Linked DNA regions of Homo sapiens: region 1 is linked to region 2. A link is a loop called in an ENCODE intact Hi-C map of the cell type or tissue named here. Cell type or tissue: heart right ventricle. All regions are shown on one strand. Each heading gives the region's core, and the rest is flanking DNA. Links, peaks and the distances in the headings are about the cores only. Region 1 has its middle 5.3 kb from the start of AK4. Region 2 overlaps AK4 (adenylate kinase 4).

Region 1 (5,381 bases), core at 319-5,318, 52 kb after region 2:
CAGAAACAAATCACAGTGGTGGAATGTCATCAGTTAAGGCTATTTTCACTTTTGTGGATCTTCAGTTGCTTCAGGCCATCTGGATGTATACGTGCAGGTCACAGGGGATATGATGGCTTAGCTTGGGCTAGAGGCCTGACACACAGAATCTGATTCAGTGGATTGAAGGTGGGCATTTCCATCAAGTTCCCAGGTGATGCTGAGGTTGCTGATCTGGAGACCACACCTTGAAAACCACTGCCATAGTGAACAGAGCATTGAGACACAAGATGTGTGGTGTCCTGATTCCTCTGCCAATGTATGACCTTTGGCCCTTAACCTCTACTTTGTAAAATGAGGAGGTTGGATTTAGTACATCCTGAAGATTCCTTCATATCTATTAAGAATTGACTGTAACTTTCCACAGGAAATATGGCTTTTAGCCCGCACAGACTAGCTATCCTATAGCCCTACCTTACCCTACCACCTAGTTCTTTTGTCTACTTTTGAAATGTCTTTACCAACATTACCTTATAGTGTCATGGAACAGTGCTAGCCACCCACATGATTCTAGGACTTTATGCTTTTAGGAGTATAAATTATTAAACAAAGAGTTGTGACACACATTAGAGAAACCAAGATTGGAACCTCGCATTTCACAAAAGAGCCCTCAATGGACCATCCCAGTGCATGGCCATCTCATGGTCCCTCAGCTCAGCTGCTGCTGACTTGGAAGTGAAGCAGAAGATGAAGAAACAGACTTTGGAGTCCAACACACCTGAGATCAAATTGCAACAGCACCATTCACTAACTGCAAATTTCATGATCTCTGTGAGCCTTAGTTTATCTGTAAAAGGAAAATAATACCTCAGAGTCTTGTGGTGAAGCTTAAATGGAGATCATGTATATAAAGGACTCAGTACAGGGCTGGGCATACAATAAGTATTCAGTCGTAAACATCATCATCACCAGTATTAATCATGGGTCAATTATTTAGCCTCTCTAAACCCAGTTCCTGAATGGTGAGAAATAAATGAGATAATACAACAAAGCACCTAGTCAGTTCCCTGGCACTTTTTTTTTTTTTTTTTTTTTGAGATGGAGTCTTGCTCTGTCGCCCAGGCTGGAATACAGTGGCACGATCTCAGCTCACTGCAAGCTCCGCCTCCTGGGTTCACGCCATTCTCCTGCCTCAGCCTCTTGAGTAGCTGGGACTACAGGCACCTGCCACCACGCCTGGCTAATCTTTTGTATTTTTTTAGTAGAGACGGGGTTTCACCGTGTTAGCCAGGATGGTCTCGATCTCCTGACCTTGTGATCCGCCCGCCTCGGCCTCCCAAAGTGCTGGGATTACAGGTGTGAGCCACCGTGCCCAGCCTAATGATAGCCATTCTTATCATATACATACACTCAGGTAATTAACTTCTTCCTATTTCCTTTGTCTAGGGTTTTTAACCCATTTGTAATACTTATCACAGTCTTTGAGTTATTACACAACTATTTATGTTTTTGTCTCCCCTCTAACACTATAAAGTCTGAGGTTTCTGTACTCAAACATATACCCTTTGTAATAATCTGTTAATGTTGGCAAGTCTCTATCCCTCATAACACACTCAGTACCATGCAGCATTGCCTGCCTGGGACGATAGTACAAAGGGAGCCGGACCTCAAATCAGATTTCCTCATTCTGAGCACAGTGCTCTTGTTCCTCTAAACTTCAATTATTTCCACACTATTTTTACAGTTTTGCCATAACATTGTACCACCTTGGCTGTTATTTGCTTATCATGTTTTTTTAATTTTTTTTATATTGACTGAGTTTGTTTAAATAATTGATCTGAGGCTGAGTGCAGTGGCTCATTCCTGTAATCTCAGCGCTTTGAGAGGCCAAGGCGGATGGAGGTCCGGAGTTTAAAACCAGCTTGGCCAACATGGTGAAACCCCATCTCTATTAAAAATACAAAAATTAGCTGGGCGTTGTGGCGCAAGCCTGTAATCCCAGCTACTCAGGAGGCTGAGGCAGGAGAATCCCTTGAACCCAAGAGGCGGAGGTTGCAGTGAGCCAAGATCGCGCCACTGCACTCTAGCCTGGGTGGCAAAGTGAGACTCTGTCTCAAAAATAAATAAATAAATAAATAAATAAATAAATAAATAAATAAATTTGAAAAAGAAATTTTATATAATAATAACTCACTAACCATAAGTAAAAGGATACACTGAAATAAATACAAGAAAAATCAAATAAGATACCAAATACCAGCTGGAATCTACCACCTGTTGATTTTCTGAGCTTAATCTTTGTCTAAATAAAAAAAAAACAAAAACAAAAAACAAAAAACAAAAAAAACAGAGCCAAGCAGGGTGGGATGAGGGTCGGAGAGTTTGTTTACCAAGTGTTAAAAGGTGTTTAAGACATACAGCATCTACATGAGACTCTGCTTAACTGAAATCACATGGCTGAAAATAAGACAGGGAGTACTTTCTAATATTCAGTTTAATTTTTTTTATATATGGAGTCTTGCTCTGTCACTCAGGCTGGAGTGCAGTGGGGTGATTTTGGCTCACTGCAGCATCTGCCTCCCAGGCTCAGGCAATCCTCCCACCTCAGCCTCTCGAGTACCTGGGACTACAGGCGTGTGCCACCACACCCAGCAATTTTTTTTTATTTTTTATTTTTTGTATTTTTAGTAGAGACGGGGGTCTTGCCATGTTGCCCAGGCTGGCCTGGAACTCCTGAGTGCAAGCTACTCCACCCGCCTGGGACTCCCAAAGGGCTGTGATTAGAGGTGTGAGCCACCATGCTGGGCCTCAGACCACGTACCACTTTGAATAATTTCTAGTACCACATCAAACTATCTCCTCCACTATCGGTAATACATTGCACATAATCTAATGTACCTCGAAGTATACCTTTGAAACTTAATTTAATATGACTCACCAGATTTTTGTAATGCTATGATTAAAAATATCACCCGAACCACAGTTCACAGGCACGACACTGACCTCACCTCTAAATTCAAACCCCCATTGTTCCAGCTACCACATCTCTCCATCATTGTCATGTATCACAATTTCATGTTTATTTCTGTTGTATTTGATGAAGACTGTATGCTCCTTTAACATAGTGGCTTCATCTTTTTTACCATGGTTTCCACGCAGCTTAGTAAAAATGCAGCACATGGTGAATATTAAGCAAACATTGTTAAAAGACGGACTGCTGCATGAATGAGTGGATAGAGTTATGTCTCTCTTTGTCTTCTGTGAAGCATCTCTGGAAAGACAACAGAAAGGCTAGTGGCTTATATGTGCAAAGATTCAGAAAAGAAAATAATGGGAAGGAGTAATAAGATACCTGTCCCAGCATGTGCTGTTCCTTTCTCTCTGTAGGCACTCAATAAATACTCAAAAAGCCAAAAGATTTTGCTGAAAGAAGAATAAATGGTGTATAAAGGACTAACATGGTATTATGTGTGACCTCATACATTCTTACAAGTGAAAGAATCATCTTAGCCCCAATTTTACCAGCCCACATGGTTATTAACCTGTAACATCTTAACAGGGTTTGAAAAGGCAGCAGCACTTATTTTACAGCCCTGCCCTCTCAGATAAAAAGAAAAGAAAAAAGCTCCCAAGCTGTTAACAAAAGAAAACTAGAAGGAAAGAAATCAACATTCTTCTAAGTTTACCTGGTATGGCCCACTATTCTCCATGAGCAACAGACTACAGATCATTCCTAGAATAACAGCATATGATAGAGGCAGGCTCTCAGGAAGATGTGGAACTCCCACCCTTGGTCTTTTCACCTTGAAACACTAGAAAGCAGTTTAACAATCTCTTATGTTCTTCCCTCAAACATAATGATATAATGATGATGTCTTGCTCAAAACTTTGCTCCAATTTGTACGTCTGGTAGTGGGGATGGACAGGACTGTGTCATTCACATTCTTCACTCCACGTTCCCAACCACAATCAATAGGAGAATTCCTTCTAGAAGCTGCCTTGGGATTTGTAGGCATGCCTGGAGATCAGATGTGTTTGGGCGTGTCTTTCCTCTGTGCAAAGTTAACTGCCAGAGGAAGTACAGCTTTCTTCCTGCTCCAGCTGGATGAAGGGGCTGAAACTGAATACTAAGTTTATTCTGTCCAAGCGTAGCTCCTCAAGGCTGGGTAAGGAAAGGGGATCCCACTTAGGAGAGACTTCTAAGTTTGGGCTTCTGTTAAGAGCAGAAGATGATAATTAGTGTGTATTGAGTAATTACTATGTGCCGGGGAATCTCTAAGATATAGGTAGATAAATAGAGATATAATAATTTTAAAGGAAAAAAAATTTTTTTTTGAGATGGAGTCTTACTCTGTTGCCCAGGCTGGAATGCAGTGGCGCGATCTCGACTCACTGCAACCTCTGCCTCCCAGGTTGAAGCAATTCTCCTGTCTCAGTCTCCCAAGTAGCTGGGAATACAGGCGCCTGCCACCACACCTGGCCAATTTTTGTATTTTTATTTTTTATTTTATTTATTTACTTATATTTGAGACACAGCCTTGCTCTGTCGCCCCATCTGGAGTACAGTGGTGCGATCTCAGCTCACTGCAACCTCCGCCTCCTGGATTCAAGCAATTCTCCTGTCTCAGCCTCCCAAGTAGCTGGGATTACAGGCGGCTGCCATCACGCCTGGCTAATTTTTTGTATCTTTTTTAGAGATGGGGTTTCACCATGTTGGCCAGACTGGTCTCGAATTCCTGACCTCAAATGATCCACCTGCCTCTGCCTCCCAAAGTGCAGGGATTACAGGCGTGAGTCACCGTGCCGGGCCTAATTTTTGTATTTTTAGTAGAGATGGGTGAAGGGGTGGGTTGCCCCTCCACACCTGTGGGTGTTTCTTGTTAGGTGGAACGAGAGACTTTGGAAAAGAAAAAGACACAGAGACAAAGTATAGAGAAAGAAATAAGGGGGCCCAGGGTACCAGCGTTCAGCATACGGAGGATCCCGCCAGCCTCTGAGTTCCCTTAGTATTTATTGATCATTCTTGGGTGTTTCTCGGAGAGGGGGATGTGGCAGGGTCATAGGATAATAGTGGAGAGAAGGTCAGCAGATAAACGTGAACAAGGGTCTCTGCATCATAGACAAGGTAAAGAATTAAGTGCTGTGCTTTAGATATGCATACACATAAACATCTCAATGCCTTACAGAGCAGTGTTGTTGCCCGCATGTCCCACCTCCAGCCCTAAGGTGGTTTTCCCCTATCTCAGTAGATGGAACATACAATCGGGTTTTATACCGAGACATTCCATTGCCCAGGGACGGGCAGGAGACAGATGCCTTCCTCTTGTCTCAACTGCAAAGAGGCATGCCTTCCTCTTATACTAATCCTCCTCAGCACAGACCCTTTAGAGGTGTCGGGCTGG
Region 2 (5,381 bases), core at 228-5,227:
CAAGTCTGAAATCATTTAGCTCTCAGGGAAAATAGACACAAACACTGCACACATTCAAACAACTCTGACTTATGCTAAAAACAGAATTACCTTCAGAAAGCACTTGTTAGTGTTCAACATTGCACAGAATGAAACAAACAAACCAGGTTCTAAATACAACTATGGACAAAATGATGACTCTCGTGCTAAAGGTTATCATTATTACCAATGAAAAGGATTAAATTACATTTCATTTACAATTCCAAAATTTAAGGTTGTTTTCTACAAAACCAAACTTTGAAATACCAGTTTAAAATATTTTGATAGTTACCCCTAAAATCATATGGCAGATAATTCTACTACATCTTGGTACATAAAGATAAATTAGAACCGATTTGGGGAACTTCTAGATTACTATTTCAAGGCACAAGTAAGCAGGCAAGTTTAGAAACGAAAAAAAACAGTTACTAATACATCTCTCTCTATGGCTATACCTCACTGCTGGCCTGATGTGGTTTGGCTGTGTCCCCACCCAAGTCTCATCTTTGAACTGTAGCTCCCACAATTCCCACGTGTCATGGGATGAACCTGGTAGGAGGTAACTGAATTATGGGGGCTGGTCTTTTCCGTGCTGTTCTCATGATAGTCAGTAAGTTTCATGAGATCTGATAGTTTTAAAAATGGGAGTTTCCCTGCCAAGCTGTCTCTCTTTGCCTGCTGCCATCCAGGTACGATGTGATTTGCTCCTCCTTGCCTTCTGCCACGATTGTGAGGCCTCCCAAGCCACGTGGAACTGTAAGTCCATTAAACCCTTTTTCTTGTATAAATTACCCAGTCTCGGGTATGTCTTTATCAGCAGTGTGAAAACGGTCTAATATGTGACCCTTTTTTAAAAAAGTGAAAAATTAGCCAGGTGCAGTGGCTCATGCCTGTAATCCCAGCACTTTGGGCAGCCGAGGCAGGCAGATCACTTGAGGCCAGTAGTTCAAGACAAGCCTGGCAAACATGGTGCAACCCCATCTCTACTAAAAATACAAAAAATTAGCCAGGCATGGTGGTGTGCACCTGTAATCCCAGCTACTCAGGAGGCTGAGGAAGGAGAATCGCTTGAACCCAGGAGGCAGAGGTTGCAGTGAACCAAGATATGCCACTGCACTCCAGCCTGGGTGACAGAGAGAGACTCCATCTCTAACAAAACAAAACAAAACAAGAATATTTCTTACCCAACTGGAAAGCACAGTGAAGGGAAGGTAGTGCTGAACTTTTTTTTTAGCAAGAGCAAAGCTGACCAAACCACAGAACACTCACCCTCCCTCCCCTCCCCACATCCCCACTTGGGGTTCCCTTGGCTTGGATCCACTCTACTCATTTCCACCCACCATTTGCAGGATGCCTCTCTACAGCCATATGGACCAAGATGATGAGTCATCTGTCATCAGAATGCCTTTTTCGACCTTTCCACATTCAATCACCTTTAGCACGCTCAACAGGCACGTCCTCCGCAGAGCATGTGCCTGTGTAACATAAGGAGTCTAAAGCTGAACATAGGAACCAGGCATCCCTCGCACTCCACACCTTGCCAAATGGATTTATTCCAGAGCTTTAAAGAAAAATCGCAACTGAAAAAGTGACCAGATGGGTTTTCAAGGAGAAAAATACTAACCAAATCACTTGGGAGGATGACGTACTTCACTAAAACAGGCCTATGATGTCAAAGAACTTCAGTTATTCAACCCTGAGAGGAAGTCATGGCAAAAGCAAGCACTGAAAAGATAGAGAAAACATTCCATAACTGAAACTGACTTTTATTCTGCCTGGCTAAATACTTTTAGAGCTATTTTTGAAGTGAACACTTCAAATAGTCACCCCCACCCAAAAAACTTCAGGACCTGTACACTAGTCACAAAATAATGACAAACACTCATACAGCACTTATATAAGGCAAGCACTCTTTTAAGCACTTTACATATATTTGCTCACTTTGCCCCTCTTTGCTAATTTGTGTTTCATGAGCAACCAGAGGCCCAGGGTCACACAGGCTGCCAGAAAGTGGCAGAGCGGGGATTCAAGTCAGGCAGTCTGGCAGCACCCGGGTCCATGCTCTCAATTATCACACTAACCCTCTTTCCAGGGGAGTTTAACACAGATGATCCTTTTTAAACACAGATTTTTAAGTTCCCTAAAACTATACAAATTCATTTTGCAAGATGAGAAGACTCACAATTTAAAAATGTAAACTAGAGAAATTACTGTTACGTGGTGGCAAAGTCAAAGTTTATCAGTCATGATGAATACCCAGACAAAAAGCACTGGGGGGTGCTATAGTTTGAATGTTCTCTCCAAAACTCATGTTGAAATTTAATTGCCAATTTAAAGGTATTGGGAGGTGGGGCCTTTAAGAGATGATCAGGTCATGAGAGCTCTGCCCTCATGGATGAATTAATGGGTTGGTTATCTCAGGAGTGGGCTCCTGATAAAAGCGTAAGTTTAACCCCTTATTCCCTCTCTTGTGTGAGCCTTCTCATCATGTGTTGCCTTCCAACACACAGCAAGAAGGCTCCCAACAAATGTGAGAACCATCGTCTTACTCTTCCCTGCCTCCAGAACTGTGAGAAATAAATTTATTTTCTTTATAAATTACCCAACCTGAGGTGTTCTGTTATAGCAGCACAAAACAGACTAAGACAAAAAATGGATACCAAGGAGTGGGGCTGTTTCCATAACAAATACCTAAAAATGCGGTCATAGCTTTGGAACCAAGTAATGGGTAGAGGCTGAAGAATTTGGAGGAAGCGGCTAGTAACACCCTAGATTGCCATGAATGATGCATCAAGGGCAATTCTGATGAGGACTCAGAAGAAGAGGGGAGCTGTAGGGAAGGTCTGAATCTTCTTAGAAATTACTCAGTGGGCCAGGCATGGTGTGGCTCACGCCTGTAATCCCAACACTTTGGGAGGCCGAGGTGGGCGGATCATCTGAGGTCATGAGTTCAAGACCAGCCTGGCCACCATGGTGAAACCCTGTCTCTTCTAAAAATACAAAAATTAGCTGGGCATGGTGGCACATGCCTATAGTCCCAGCTACTTGGGAGGCTGAGGCAAGAGAATTGCTTGAACCTGGGAGGTGGAGGTTGCAGTGAGCTGAGATCAGGCCATGGCACTCTGGCCTGGGCGACAGAGACTTCATCTCAAAAAAAAAAAGAAATTACTCAAGTGGTCATGACTGGCATATTAGCAGCAATTGGACAGTAAAGTCCATTCTGATGAGATCTCAGACAGAAATGGAAAAGAACATATTAGAAACTGGAGTAAAGGTTATTCTTGTTATACGGTTACAAAGACCTTGACAAATTTTGTCTGTGCCCTAGGGCTTTATGGACTGCAAAACTTAAGAGCAATGAACTAGGATATGTGGTGGAAGAAGTATCTTAAGCAGTAAAGCTTTCAAGCTGCTGTGTGGTTACTTTTAATTGCATAAAATGCAATGTGAGAGCAAAGAGACAATCAAATACAGTTGACCATTGAAGATACGGGTTTGAACTCTGAGGGCACACTTTATACAAACATTTTTTTCTTTTCTTTTGAAACAGGGTCTCACTCTGTCATCCAGGCTGGAGTGCAATGGTGTGATCATGCCTCACTGCTGCCTCAACCTCTCAGGCTAAAGTGATCCTCTCACCTCAGCTCCCAAGTAGCTGGGATTATAGGCACATGCCACCACACCCGGCTAATTTTTGTCGAGATGAGGTTTTGCAATGTTGCCCACGCTGGTCTCCTGGCCTCAAGTGATCTGCCCACCTCAGCTTCCCAAAGTGTTGGGATTACAGGTGTGAGCCACAACATGGGCCAAGGATTTTTTCAATAAATACAGTCGGGCCTCCATATCACTGGGTTCCACATTCGCAACCAAATGCATACAGTATTTGCAGGATGCAAAACCCTTGCACATGGAGGACTGACTTTTCATACCCATGGGTTCCACAGGGCCGACCGTGGGGCTTGAGTAAGCATGGATTTTGGTATGAGGGAGTGGTCCTGGAACCAATCCCTTCCCACACCCCTTACTGTCAGCAGATACTGAGGGATAACCATATAGTTAAAAGAGAAGCAAAACAGAAGAATTTGGAAAATTCTCGGCATGGCCATGTAAAGAGTGGAAAAGCATGTTCCAGAGGGAATATTAAGTGTGTGGTCAAACAACCTATTGCTAAAGAGATTAGCATGGCTAGAAGGAAGCCAGGTGCTATCAATCAAGACAATGGACAACAGACCTAAAAGGCATTTCGGAGATCTTCCAGACTGCCCCTCCCATCACAGACCCAGAGATCTAGGAGGGTAGAATGGTTTCAGAAGATGGATAGCATTCCTTGGCCTCCTCAACCATAACTCAAACAGCTTCAGGCGTGGCTCCACCTGCTCAGAAAGGGATAAGCCTTGGTGGCATCTCACAGAATGCAAGACCTACAGAGCATGGCTTCCTCCACCTAGATTTCAATGAATGCCCCTGGTAGGCCCAGGCAGAAATCTATTGCAGAACAGAGCCACTGCAGACAGCCCCCATTAGGACAATGCCCAGTGGAACTGTAGGGTCAAGGCTGCCCCAGAGTCCCCACTAGGGCAATGCCTAATGGAGCCATGGGAGTGGGCCACTGTCAACACCCCAGAACTGTAAATCCACCAGTATACAACTCCAACCCATGAGAGCTGCTGAGTGGATTGAACCCAGCAAAGCCACAGAGGGTGGGGCTTCTGAGGCCCTGGAAGCCCAACTCCCATCCCAGTGTGCCCAGGAGGCAGAATATGGAGTCCACAGAGATTATTCCCCATCTTTAAGACTTAATGTCTCCCCTGTTGGATTTTGGACTTATCGGTGACCACCTGCCCCTTTCTTCTTGCCTATTTCTTCCTTTGGAATGGGAATGTCCATCATACACCTTCCTACCATAGCATTTTGGAAGTAGATGACTTGCTTTGATTTCACAGGCTCACAGCTGAAGGGAATTTGTCTCAGGATGAATTGTACTTTATAAGTCTCACCCATGTCTGATTTAGCTTGGACTTTTGAGTTGATGCTAAGTTAAGACTTTGGGGGCTAATAGGATAGAATGAATATATTTTGCATGTGAGAAGGACACGAGTTGTTTTGGAGGGGGAGGTGGGTAGGGGCAGAATGCTAAGGTTTGAATGTCCCCTCCAAAACTCATGTTGAAATTTAATTGGCAATGAAATGTTATGGGAGATGGAGCCTTTAAGAGGTAATTAGGTCACAAAGGCTCTGCCCTCATGAATGAGTTAATGCTCTTATCACAGAAGTGGGTTCTAGATAAAACAATAGGCTCCTGATAAAAGGATAAGTTCGGCTCCCATTCCCTCTCAGAGGCATGCACTTCTTCCCCATTTGAT

What was found. Peaks named below come from ENCODE experiments on the same cell type or tissue, not always from the same donor. Only the 100,000 strongest peaks of a DNase experiment are listed, where the experiment ranks them.
Region 1: a loop joins it to region 2, with 7 times the contacts of the local background. A loop is called at or near these places in 40 of 110 quality-filtered maps.

What each region holds. Positions count from the first base shown.
Region 1 is chr1:65,140,199-65,145,579 of GRCh38, reverse strand. No RefSeq gene overlaps it. Among named protein-coding and RNA genes, the nearest start is that of AK4, 5.3 kb to the left of the region's middle. RefSeq lists an enhancer at 5,251-5,381. In heart right ventricle, for the core only: no CTCF peak of the experiment used is centred there; no DNase peak of the experiment used is centred there.
Region 2 is chr1:65,192,271-65,197,651 of GRCh38, reverse strand. All of the region lies in intron 2 of AK4 (adenylate kinase 4), which reads right to left. Among named protein-coding and RNA genes, the nearest start is that of AK4, 47 kb to the right of the region's middle. In heart right ventricle, for the core only: a CTCF peak has its summit at 2,292; a DNase peak (open chromatin) is centred at 1,376; H3K27ac peaks cover 3,539 bases.